Linked DNA regions of Homo sapiens: region 1 is linked to region 2. A link is an interaction called in ENCODE POLR2A ChIA-PET data of the cell type or tissue named here. Cell type or tissue: GM12878. All regions are shown on one strand. Links, peaks and the distances in the headings refer to the core of each region. The heading gives the core; the rest is flanking DNA.

Region 1 (7,702 bases), core at 1,096-6,095, 200 kb before region 2:
CGAGGTCAGGAGATCGAGACCAGGAGATTGAGACCATCCTGGCTAATACGGTGAAACTCCGTCTCTACTAAAAATACAAAAACAATTAGCTGGACGTGGTGGTGGGCATCTGTAGACCCAGCTACTCGGGAGGCTGAGGCAGGAGAATGGCATGAACCTGGGAGGTGGAGCTTGCAGTGAGCCGACATTGGGGCGCCACTGCACTCCAGCCTGGCAGACAGAGTGAGACTCTGTCTCAAAAAAAAAAAAGAAAAAAGAAAAATGTTCAACCTCACTAATAATAAGGAAAATGTAAATTTAAAATCACAATAAGATGACAGTAAGATTCATCCCTATCAGATTGGAAAAGATTTTTTTTAACGTGACAATAGAAACTGTTGGGCCGGGCACTGTGGCTCACACCTGGCTCAGGCCGAGGTGGGCAGATCACTTGAGGTCAGGAGTTCAAGACCAGCCTGGCCAACATGGCAAAACCCTGCCTCTACTAAAAATACAAAAAATTAGCTGGGTGTGGTGGTGCATGCCTGTAATCCCAGCTACTCGGGAGGCTGAGGCAGGAGAATCACTTGAAACCGGGAGGCAGAGTTTGCAATGAGCCGAGATCACGCCACTGCACTCCAGCCTGGGCAACAGAGCAAGACTCTGTCTCAAAAATAAAATAAAAATAAAAACTGTTGGACAGAATGAAGAACAACCAGATTACTTACACAGTACTGTTAAGAGTATAAATTAATAAAACTATTTTGAGATAAAATCAGAATTATCTAGTACAGGTGAAGATGTGTATACCTCCATGACCACTAGAGTATTTAACTTGTAGGCATGTATCTGAGAGAAACTCTTATACATTTGTACCAGGAGAGATGAAACAAAAAACGTTTACAGCAATATTGTTTTTAATAGGGAAAAAGAAAACTCAAATGTTCATTGACAGTAAAGTAGATAAATTATAGTCTTCATACACATAAGTTTAAATCTATGAAAATGAATACAATACACCTAACACACAACAATGTAGATAAATCCAAGAACATAAGGCTATGCTGTATGCAGCATAAAGAATTCTTTTTAGGCCAGGCGCAGTGGTTCATGCCTGTATTCTCAACACTTTTGAGAGGCTGAGGCAGGCAAATCACCTGAGCCACAGCATTAGAGACCAGCCTGGGCAACACAGCAAAACCCTTACATAAAAATACAAAAAAATTTGCTGGGCATGGTGATATACACCTGTAGTCCCAGCTACTTGGGAGGCTGAGGCAAGAGAATAGCTTGAACCCGGGAGGCAGAGGTTGCAGTGAGCCAGGATCACACCATTGCACTCCAGCCTGGGAGACAGAAGTAAAAACCCTGTCTCAAAAAAAAAAAAAAAAGATAAATTTGATCCCAAAATATTCATATTATTCATAGCTGTCTGAGGTGATGAGAGGTGAAGCCAGCTGGACTTCCTGGGTCGAGTGGGGTCTAGCTAGAGGATTATAAACGCACCAATCAGTGCTCTGTGTCTAGCTAAAGGACTGTAAATGCACCAATCAACACTCTGTAAAAACGCACCAATCAGCGCTCTGTGTCTAGCTAAAGGATTGTAAACGCACCAATCAGCACTCTGTAAAATGGACCAATCGGTACTCTGTAAAATGGACCAATCAGCATGACATGGGCAGCAACAAATAAGGGAATAAAAGCCAGCCACCCCAGCCAGCAGCAGCAACCTGCTCGGGTCCCCTTTCACGCTGTGGAAGCCTTGTTCTTTCACTCTTCACAATAAATCTTGCTGCGGTGCACTCTTTGGGTATGCACCACCTTTAAGAGGTGTAACACTCACCACGAGGTGCATGGCTTCATTCTTGAAGTCAGCGAGACCAAGAACCCACCAGCAGGAATAAATTTCGGACACAGTGACATTCATTAAGTGTTCCTCTATTCTGCTTTAAGTCAATCCATTTAGTGGGCACATAGTATGTACCACAAAAAAGAAAAAAAAAACAGTTTGCTGGTTTAGAGGTGTTCACAATTTGATGGGGGGAGGGGAGACAAATATATAATTACAATGCAATATAACAAATGTAATTAGGGAGAGGTAAGGTAGTTAGAACACAAGGAAACAGAATATCTGAGCATGGAAACTGGAAAGCTATATGGAAAGACTTCAAAGGAAAGATGATAATTTGAGCTAAGCCTTTAAAAGTACACAGAAACTTCTGGATGTGGGCATCAATGAAGTCTGCCTGATTTCACATCTCCCCACTCACCCTTAAAAAAAAAAAAAGACCATAAAACCAACAAGTAAAACTGCATATGAACCACGCTGTACTAGTACTAGGAGACAGAGTATTACAACCTTCAAATTACCTGTCATAGAAAAATAGACCAAATTCCAACAGAGCTGCTGCTACAGCAAGACTAAGGAAGGGAGGCTTATGGGACACTAAAAATGAGTAGGGGGGCATGGACTTAGACAAAGCAAGACAAAATCATCCCCCAGAAAGAGTCCAGCCATAAAAGCCAAAATATTATACATAAGTCAGGACGTGGGTGCTTTAAAGCACCAGCCAGGAAACAGGTGTGATGGTTAGCCTTGGAGAAGCACAGCTTGTGAGGGCAAACCAGATAGAAGGGTAGGTACATTTGGAAACACTGCAGTAAAGGGAAAGAAAGAAACAAGAGGAAAAACAGAAAGGATCCAACAGAAATGAAGGAGAAACAAGATATACCAAACCCATCTCCTCCCCCAACATCATCTATAAAAGCTACTGCACAGGAGGGGGCTATGGAATGTTTTAAGTAGAAAATGAAGAGATATACCCAAAAAAGCCAAACAGAGACACAGAAAACTGTTTAAAAAGAAAATCAGAAGATGCTAATCAAAGCATTTCAGCTGATGAAACCCTCACCTTCAAAAAAAAAAAAAAAAAAAAAAAAAAAAAAAAAACCCCAAAGCTGAAGAATATGGTAATACAACACTCCAAACTGAATTAGGTATCTTCAAGCAAGCACTTAGGGTATGAAAAAAAAAAAATCCTGAAGCAGAAATACAAAAACTAAGAACAGAAATGAGCAAACAAACAAAAAAGAAAGAAACGAAATGAGTTGACAGGACTCAAAAAAGAAACAGAAAAGAGTACACAGACATTTTCAAAATAGACTGTGGGGGGTGCAACTCCCCACAGTGAAGCACAGGAAAAGGAAAAGAATTTATTGACAAATGGATGGGCATGTGCATGGCCCAACTTGTATACTGGTGAACTATAACCAACCTGTATGGACAGTTAAGAAGCTCCAGACCACTGAGGACTTGGAAAGACAAGCTAACTAAGGCCTACTGATTTCATCTTCAAAGGTCGGAAGACAGTATAATGAAGGAAGAAGAGAGTATGTTTTGATTCAGTTGAACTCAGTTTAGAACTAAACTCTACCATTTACTAAAGCTGTGCTGATCAAGTATTTTTACCACTCTAAGTCCTTTATTTGTAACAGGATGGATGGATGGGTGGGTGGGTGGATGAATAGGCAGATTAGCTAGGAAGGCAGGTAGACAAACAGATCCATGCACACAAATAACAAATGTACTTGTATGAGCCTGGGTTCTTCCCCAAAGCAGCACATCAGAAAAGGACATTTACATGCAGATAATTTAGCTGGAAGGTGAAGTAAAGGACCAAGGAACATGAAACTGGAAAGGAGCATATGCCAATAAAAAGCTACCTTTATCGAGGTCACTGCTGTGGGTAACTGGAGCTCAATTTTGCCAGGATTCCCTAAGGAACCATTAGAGTGCTCTCAGAATTGTCAATTGTCTGTGCAAGGACAAGGAAAAGAATTTCTCTACTGGCTCCTGCCCCCTCTAGTTCAGGGTTGCCCAAGGGGAGCATTAACTTCCTAGCACTTCCAGGCTGCACATGCCTGTATGCTCTCTCACCTGTACCTTCTGCTGGGTGGACAGTGGAGACGCCTTGGAGCAGAAAGGAAAAGATGCACAGTGAGCATGCTCAAGACAAGACACTGTTGGGATAACATGAGTCAAAGCTTGCATGAGGGAGTTTGAAGATGACGTCAAATGGTGCTTAAGAGAGAGCTAACAGAATACAGCTTGAATCCCCTCCTGCCTTTGGTCACTGAGTCTTCAAGGAGAAACTACTACCTAATGGGGACAGGAAAGAACTTATCTTGAACTCAAGGGATATAGTGGAATGTTTTTTATTGCTTCCATGCCTGCTGAATAATTCTAAACAGGCACTGGAAGCAACCACAGCCCAACAACAGCAAGGCAAGAGAAGATCCCCCAGAGATGAAGGTCTGAATCATACAAGTCAACTAACATCCTAGTTGGCTGTCATCTTTCTTGCCCCATGACCTATCCTAGTCACTGCCCCAAATCTCTGTGGATAAAGACACCCTGAATGCCACTGTGGCCCATTATGGTAATTACATCCACCCTAGCCCTAATGGTATCACCATCTGGCCTATGCCATTCCAAAATCCTATCATTGCTATGGATACTAGGGAACATAGCTCCATGGAAGCATCTCCTATCAACTCCAGCCTGTGTCCCCTCACCAGTGCATTCTTAATTACCTTGGTGAATGAAGTGTTTTCTTTGGACCTTCCTAAGAAGTATGGTCAGATAGTGTGTTCTCCAGTCTCATATAGTAAATCCATTCTAAAACTCTCTCTTCTCTGTGAGTTCTGATCTCAATATACTCTGCCAAAGAAGTTCTTGCATATTTATCTAATGTACTATAGGTCATACTCATGTCCAAGCTTCAAGAAACCATCCCACCAGTGTATCCTAGGACCAAGTTATTAGGATGTCAAATCCTGAGTTACGAATAGCGTTCCCATGTTAATAAATTCTCCCTTATTCATCCTTATTATTCCGCCAGCCCACTCCAGGCAAGACCTGCAAGATCCACCTCCCTAAATGTTCCTTCTGTTCCTACTGGTACATATTAGCCAGGTCCTGGGATTACGTGCTTGAGTATTTACTCCCAGAATAAGAAAAACATCCCTGATTAGGCTATGCTGAGATTGTGTCTAGCTATTGTTCTGGAGGAAATAGGGGTGAGAGATGGGACAGAGCTTAAGGAGAACAAGTATCACCTTGTAAGAAATCCATCTCTATGTGATCTCTGCCTGGTTTCCAAACAAGGAAAAGTTATTCTCTCTAACAAGGTGTTGATCCTGCCTATCCAGAGGACTCAGGAAAATTAAGGAGTTCAAGATTCTCAGGTCATCCACTTAGAAGTCTCCTTCTGAGATTTCATCAGGGTCCTACTCTTCCCATGTTAGGGTCAGACTTTGGCCCTGAACACCTGTCAAGGGTGTATGAGAGGTAGGACCACTATGAATTATACAATAAGAGACTTATATAGGAGTTTGGCCTCACACAGGTGTGGGAGTTGGTTAAAGAGTCTGTATAAGACTGCTTCCACATCTGGAGTTGTAAAGGAAAGAGTAATACAAAATAGAAAAAAGTAAGAATAGACTGGAATCCCAAAGACAATCTGGAACCCATGAGGACAAACAAGAGTCCATGTCTGTCTCTCACCACCTTCAGGCTTCCAAACTCAATGATTCAGATAACCTGCAGAAAAGCTGTACACACTGGCCCAGAATTGCCAGAAGCTGATGGCAGTGATGCAACAAGAGCTGAAGGAGCCGCAGACCTGGCTACTGCTCCAAACCAACAATATGACACAGCAGCTTAGCAATCATGTGTGGGAGTTACAACAGTGCCTAGTACCAGCACCAATCTTTAGCCATAAAATATATCCAGCTGCTGCTGCTTCACTTCTGTCTTCCAAATCTCACTCAAAATGTCTCATGGCCAGTGCTAATCTAGAGCCTAGAAGGGAGTTCTGGGAAACATAATTCCAGTTTAGCCCAGTTGACACAGTACAAACCCACCACAGAAGGTATACAGCTCTTTCACCCTTATGATTAAATCTTCAGCCTGATTTTTGGCATAATCTGTCCTATAGTCACAAGCAATGGGGATCTTTCCAAATGCTGCCATAGGCCCTCTTTTCACAGTGTACCCTGCATTGATAACTGGCTGATCTCTTGTCCTCAAGATTTCAAAAGCTAAAAGAGGTCCATTAACTCCAAATCCTTATTGATTTCCACCATCCCCATACCATTCAAGTCCTAGAGCTATCAATTAACCCAACTCTTCACCTTCCATTCAATTCTAGTCCCAATCCCCTGAAGGTAAGAGTCTTATTAACTGTGCTGTGATGCATGCAGGGGGCTATTAGTACCCACTACCACCAGCAATGGGGTCCTTGTTGCAGTCTCACCAGTAAGTCATCCACTCTGAGATCCCAGTGGATATTGTCAATTTCTAGAACCATGGTAGATAATAAATGTCTTAGCCTGGATTCATGAAAGCGATTTGGAAGGTAATCCCAATCAGAAGTGAGGAGGAATTGAGAGTGAAATCGAGAATAAAGAAAAACCAATACAAAAATGCATTACCAACTCAATCTGATCTGGATCTTTTGAGGAACATATGGAATGCCCCTCAGAATTTTCTACTCTCAGATCAATACAAATAAGCATTTATTTTCAGCTCTCATACTCCATTAGTTGAAGGTTGCCCCAGTGGGACATCAAGGTCCTTATGTTTCTGAGATGCACATTTATGCTTCCTGAGCCAGTTCCCACCAGAGAACTAAGCCTTGGAGGAGTCAAAAGCCTGGGACGGAAAGTAAACAATGTGCAGCAATATGTGCTTAAAACCAGGTGCCATCACCTTGAAGTGAGCTGAAGCCCAAACAGAACTGTTTGTCACAGCCCACAGCCACAGCTTGACTCCAGAGTAAGGCAGATAGAAGGATGAGGTTGCGCACCACAGGTGTCAAATACAGTACCCATCACATAGGTGTGCTGTGAAAATTAAGTAAGATAGGCAAAATCTTGGAAGAGGCCTGACACATAAAGCTAAATAAATGATAGCTATTATCATTAGATTAGACACTGAACTTAGACTATGGTAATGGCAATGATGAGCAAGAAACAAATAAAGGAGGTATTAATATTTCAGAGTTATAACTGACACAACTAGGAGAGTAAGTTGGTGGGTGGGGAGAATGTGAGAGAGAGGAAGAAGTCTGGATGTTTCTAACTAGAGTCCTGGCAGAATAGTGAATGGCATGCCACTAAATAAAACATGGGGCCAGGTGAGGTGGCTCACGCCTGTAATCCCAACACTTTGGGAGGCTGAGGCGGGCAGATCACTTGAGGTCGAGAGTTTGAGACCAGCCTAGAACCAATATGGAGAAACCCCATCTTTACTAAAAATACAAAAATTAGTGGGTGTGGTGGCGCATGCCTGTAATCCCAGCTACTTGGGAGGCTGAGGCCGGAGAATCGCTTGAACCCGAGAGGTGGAGGTTCCAGTGAGCCGAGATCATGCCACTGCACTCCAGCCTGGGCAACAAGAGCGAAAGTCCGCCTCTTAAATTAAATTAAATTGAATTAAATTAAAAAATAAAACATGGAAAGCTGGAAGAAAAAGTATTATTAACCTCAGAGTCTAAGGTGCCTGTGGACTATCCAAATGTTTTGTGTTTAGTGGGCTGCTAGAAGTGATAAGAAACTCAAGAAAGGGTCTTGAAAACCTGAAAGAGATGTAGGCTGAAAATAGGGCCTGGATACTAGTTCAAGCAATGATAACATTTGCTTTCCCAGGAAGAATGCATAC
Region 2 (5,000 bases), core at 1-5,000:
TCCCAGCCTCCCTTGCAGTTAGGTTGAGGCCACATGCCTGGGATCTGACCAATGGAATGTAAGTAGCAGGGATATCCGCCATTTCCACACTTGGCCAAAAACCCCTGTGAGATTCTCTTTTTGCTGCATCCCCTTACCTGTGTGGGTGAAAAGGGAAGACCCCAAGATGATGGACTCTGGTGATGGGAGGATCCTGAATCACTGCCATCACTTTGGGAAAGACTTGCCAGAAAGCAGCCTCTCGTTGGACTTTGCATGAAATTTTCTGCCCGACCCTGAAATTAGTCATCTTGAGTAGTAGTGAGTTGTCATTGGTGGTGTTTGTTTGTAGACAGACTGGACTATCGTTTTTGGGGAATGCAGAGGGGAGACTTCATGGAGAGGGAACTGAATATTATGACCTCTCTGGTATATGCCAGCACTAATATCTAACATGTAATTTAGCAGTATTCTTCTGAAAGTTGTTGAATTAAAGCAAATGGGATTGAAATCCCAACATTTCCCCAGAGTACTGGGCACCATTATAACCTCAGGATTAAGGCCATCTGTCTTAGCCCATTTTCTATGGCTATAACAGAATACCACGGACTAGGTTATTTATAAAGAACAGACATTTCTTTGGCTTATGGGTCTAGAGACTGGGAAGTCCAAGAGCATGGTGCCAGCATCTGGCAGGGTCATCTCCTGGCAGAAAGCAGAAAAGCAAGCAAGTTCTGAAGAGAGGAAAAAAGGGGGCTGAACTCCCCCAATAACAAACTCTCTCCCACCATAACAGCATTAACCCATGACCTAATACCTCTTAAAGGTCCCACCTCTTCGCATAGTTACAATGGCAATTAAATTTCAGCATGCGTTTTGGAGGGGACATTCAAATCATAGTATCATCAGAGACTACTGTCTTGCCAGATGAATTCCAGGGATGGAGGCTTCAGGATCACCAGCTACAAGAAGTGGCTTTTTCAGAAAAGCAACGAGCCAAGAGGGTCAGAGTTTGGCTCTCTTTTGGTTGGACCAGCCAGAGGAAAGCAGCAGATGGGGATGTATTTCGTGCCGAAAATTTCTCCCACTCTTGTCTGGCCAACCCACAGACCAGTGTGTGTAACAGGAAGATGAGCCCTGTGTGTAAACAGGAAGATGAGCCCTCATCTGACTAAACAACTCTGGTGAATAAGAAATAAATCCTAATGGCTTCTGTCACCTTCCAAACCAGATGGACTTTTTCTTCCACCCATCCTCTCAGGAGAGAAAGGAGTCATAATCCCCAATATTGTCCTTACTTAATCTGTTTAGAAGAAGGATCTACTCTTCTGGAACACTCCAGGACTCTAGGAGCCTGACCCAGAGAGGGATTAAGTGACCAAGATCAAATTTACATTTTAATATGATGCAGTTAATCCTCAGTGATAAACATGGCATATGCCACTGTTGAGAAGATGCTCCAGCCTAAAGAGGCAGGTCAGCAAATGTGGGCCTCTCCAAACAAAGCCCCGTCACTGAGGACAGCCCCACAGAGATGAATGCAACAGGCCCTTCTTCTCTAGTGAGGAGGGGGTGGTCTGATGGAGCCCTCCCTCACTGTGGGGAGCAGCTACCCAGCAGGTACAAGGGGTTATGTGGCCAAGGACAGAGTGGGTGATATTCTCCAAACCACATGACTGGGCTCTGTCCTCAAAAGGGAGTTAGCCAAGTTAAACCACAGAGCGAATTTGCAACACCACACTGAAGAACTGGGTGGCACTTCATGAATCTCAAGTGGAGGGAGAGAAGGCTCTACTTCACTCAAGGGCTGTGTCTTTCTTGACCATTTGCTGGGTAATCAAGTGCAAATCCCCTAATCGCTCTGCTTGAGTTTGCCCTGAGAAGGTCAACCTCTGCCCTTTCCTGACTCCTTTGGTTCTTCAAGGGCCCTCAAGACCCCCTGGTGTTGAAGACTCCCTTACCCCATAAGGACTGCAGCATACTCCCAAGGTGTCCAGTTACTTTGCTTTATTTGCAGACTGAAGTGGGCTACATAAATCCATTACAGAGTCAACACATGTAGACTTGGCAAAAAGGACAATACAAAAATACAACTCTTGACAGTAAATGAGACTGCCCTCAGCTCATCCCAGTCTGTATCAGTGGGAAGCCAGTGTTTAAGGTCAACATAGGAGGAAGTGCTGTGGAATGAGGAGGCATGAAGGCTTCCACCAATGTCACTGACCCAGTAAAATCCTGGACTGAGTTGCATGGGCTCTTCTTGGCTGTGTGGCCATTTCTGCCGCCTTCAAACTTGGTCACTTCCTCCTCTAGGAAGGGGAAGAGAACCTCCCCAAGTCATCGGACACCCTCCACAAGGATCTGAGCAGGGGCTGTGCAGTCAAAGCCAAGTGTAGCCCTGGGACCACTGTGAGCACCCTTCCCTGGGGCACCTCCAGCCTGGGCTGTTGCCTCTGGGCATCCCCGATGAAAGGGCTAAGAGACACAGCACAAAGGATCAACCTCTTCAAGGCTGGGGGGAAGAGGGGAAGGGAGACTGAGGAAGGGGTTCTGCCTGGGCCTCCCTTTGGTAGATTCCAGAAATGTTTGCTGATGCCAACTTCTGCTTCTAGCCCCTGGTCCCTTCTTGGAGGAAGCCCAGTTAGCCTCTTGGTTCTGAAGAACTCGAGTCCCAGGCCATGGAAGGCATCCTTAGTCAGAGCTGGTCCCAGTTCACTGACCAGAAGGTCTGAAGGGCTAGCATTTCTGTGGAGGTGGGCAGGTCTTCTGGAGCAGCAGGCGGCTCTCCCAGTTCTTATGGCTGGAGCTAGGATCCTCCTCTGCCTATAACTCCCTCAATTCTCCCAACCCAACACCCCCTACCTTCCTTCTTTCCTCCTCCCTTCCTTCTCCCCTTCCTCCTTTCCTTCCCCCCTCTTTCTTTCCTTCCCCCTCTTTCTTCCTTCCCCCTCCTGCCTTCCTTCCCCCTCCAGTCTTCCCTTCCCACCCTGTTGTGGGCGGGCTGCAGTGCTGATCCCACCGGGACGTTTGGACAGGCATTGTCTGTGACAACGGTGGCATTGGAAGGCCCTGGCAGCTGAACGCCCAGCCTCCCACCCTCCATGTCCTCACACTCCCCATGCACAAACTCTGCAGGAAGCAGGCCAGGGAACGCAGTTCACTGTCTTCCCCCGACCAGCAGCCCCAGCCTGGCCACATCGCAGCCGCGGCAGAGGACACGGCTTATTCCCACGAGCCAACCGGGGCTTATTCCCACCCTCGGCGGTCCCAGCGGGCTCAGCAAGCGAGAGCAGGCTTCCGGAGTTACAGGGGCTTCCCTGCCTCCGCAGCGAGGGAAGCAGGAGGCGGCAGGCCCTGAGGCCCGTGGGCTGAAGGCTCAGGCCTCACGTGGAGCCACCCGCGGAGGACCCAGGCTAGGCCAACCTGCCCGTGGGGAACCCGCCCGACCCTGGCGAGTTAGGGGTCTGGAAGGCCGGGTGGAGCTTGGTCAACAGCTCGGGCTCCTCACCCTGGGCCCCGCTTTTCCCGGAGGCCTCGGGGGCACCCAGCGGGTAGGCCTCCCTGGCCCGGCCGGTCCTGGAGCAGGTGAGGAAGGCCAGGCAGGCCCCGCGGAGGCGGGCCAGGTCCCGGTGGGTGGTCTCGCTGACGAAGCAGTAGAGCACGGGGTCGGCGACGCAGTTGAAGCTGGTGAGCAGGAGGGAGAAGTGGTAGGCGTTGAAAACGCCCTTGGCGAAGTCGCAGCTGGCCTCCCAGACGCTGCGCACCAGCAGCAACACGTGGTAGGGCAGGAAGCAGGCCAGGAAGATGACCACGGTGCTGAGCACCAGCCGCTGGATCTGGTCCTTGCGGCTCTTCTGGGTGCCGTGGCTCCGGCGCACGGCGCGCAGGATGCCCTGGTAGGACGCCAGCAGCAGGCAGATGGGGAAGAGGAAGCCCACCAGGAAGCGGTAGTAGTTGATGGCGCGCTGCCATGCCTGGATGGGGTAGTGCTCAAAGCACACGCGGTGCTGGTTCTCGTCCTCGATGACCTCCTCGTGCATCAGGAAGTAGATGCTGGTCAGCAGCTCCTTGGCCCAGATGACCACGCTGACGCCGACGGCCGCCTTCAGGGTCCGGAACTGGTGGAAGCGGAAGGGATGGGCCACAGCCAGGTAGCGGTCCACGGAGATGCAGCAGAGGAAGCCCACGCTGATGTAGATGTTCTCGTACAGGAGGATGCCGCACACCTGGCAGGACAGGTCGCCGTGAGACCAGTTGTCGTGCTGCAGCACGTACTGCAGCCAGAAGGGCAGCGAGCAGATGTAGAAGAGGTCGGCCACCGTCAGGTTGCACAGGTACACGCCCAGCTCGTTCCGGGCCTTGATCTGCAGGTAGCCGAAGTAGAGGGACAGGCAGTTGGCCGGGAAGCCCACCACCAGCACGGTAACATAGACCACCGGGGCCAGCGTCTGGTGGATGGTATGGTCGATGGTACAGCTCATCGAGGAGTTGTCTGCAGTGATGTTCCCCATCTTTGGGCCTGAAGGGGCCACACTCCTCATGGGCTCAGGGACTGGGCCTGTCTCTCCACCGCCATCCTGTTTATAGAAGGTGGTTCAAGCTCTACCAAGGGCTGGGCATCGCTGGTGGTGGGCAAGACCCTGAAAGTCAGAGGCAGGAAAGGTTTATAATAGTAGCTAACATGAATGTAGCACCTACTGTGTGTCAGGCACCATTCTAAATCCTTTACTCATTTAATTTAGAAGGTGTACTAGCCCACCAACTCCAATTCAACTAGAATATCTGAACGGCTGGACATGATGGCTTACACCTGTAAGCCCAGCACTTTGGGAGGTGGGGATCGCTCGAGCTCAAGAGTTCAAGACCAGCCTGGGTAACATGGCAAGCCCTTGTCTCTATAAATAAATAAATAAATAAATAAATAAATAAATAAATAAATAAATAACAAGAAGAATAGATCTGAATGGGAGCCCCAGGCGAGGTGGCTCACACCTGTATTCCCAGCACTTTGGGAGGCCAAG

The links. ChIA-PET counts read pairs that join two places held together with the same protein. Peaks named below come from ENCODE experiments on the same cell type or tissue, not always from the same donor. Only the 100,000 strongest peaks of a DNase experiment are listed, where the experiment ranks them.
Region 1: POLR2A ChIA-PET joins it to region 2 with 5 read pairs; 2 of 35 experiments call an interaction of 5 or more read pairs at or near these places.

The regions. Positions count from the first base shown.
Region 1 is chr14:91,032,953-91,040,654 of GRCh38, forward strand. All of the region lies in intron 1 of RPS6KA5 (ribosomal protein S6 kinase A5), which reads right to left. Among named protein-coding and RNA genes, the nearest start is that of RPS6KA5, 24 kb to the right of the region's middle. In GM12878, for the core only: no CTCF peak of the experiment used is centred there; a DNase peak (open chromatin) is centred at 3,129; H3K4me3 peaks cover 463 bases; H3K27ac peaks cover 313 bases.
Region 2 is chr14:91,230,561-91,235,560 of GRCh38, forward strand. It overlaps GPR68 (G protein-coupled receptor 68), which reads right to left. Exons shown (of 2, transcript NM_001177676.2): 2 at 1,972-4,619. The coding sequence starts at 4,490. The coding sequence ends at 3,393. Among named protein-coding and RNA genes, the nearest start is that of GPR68, 12 kb to the right of the region's middle. In GM12878, for the core only: no CTCF peak of the experiment used is centred there; no DNase peak of the experiment used is centred there; H3K27ac peaks cover 470 bases.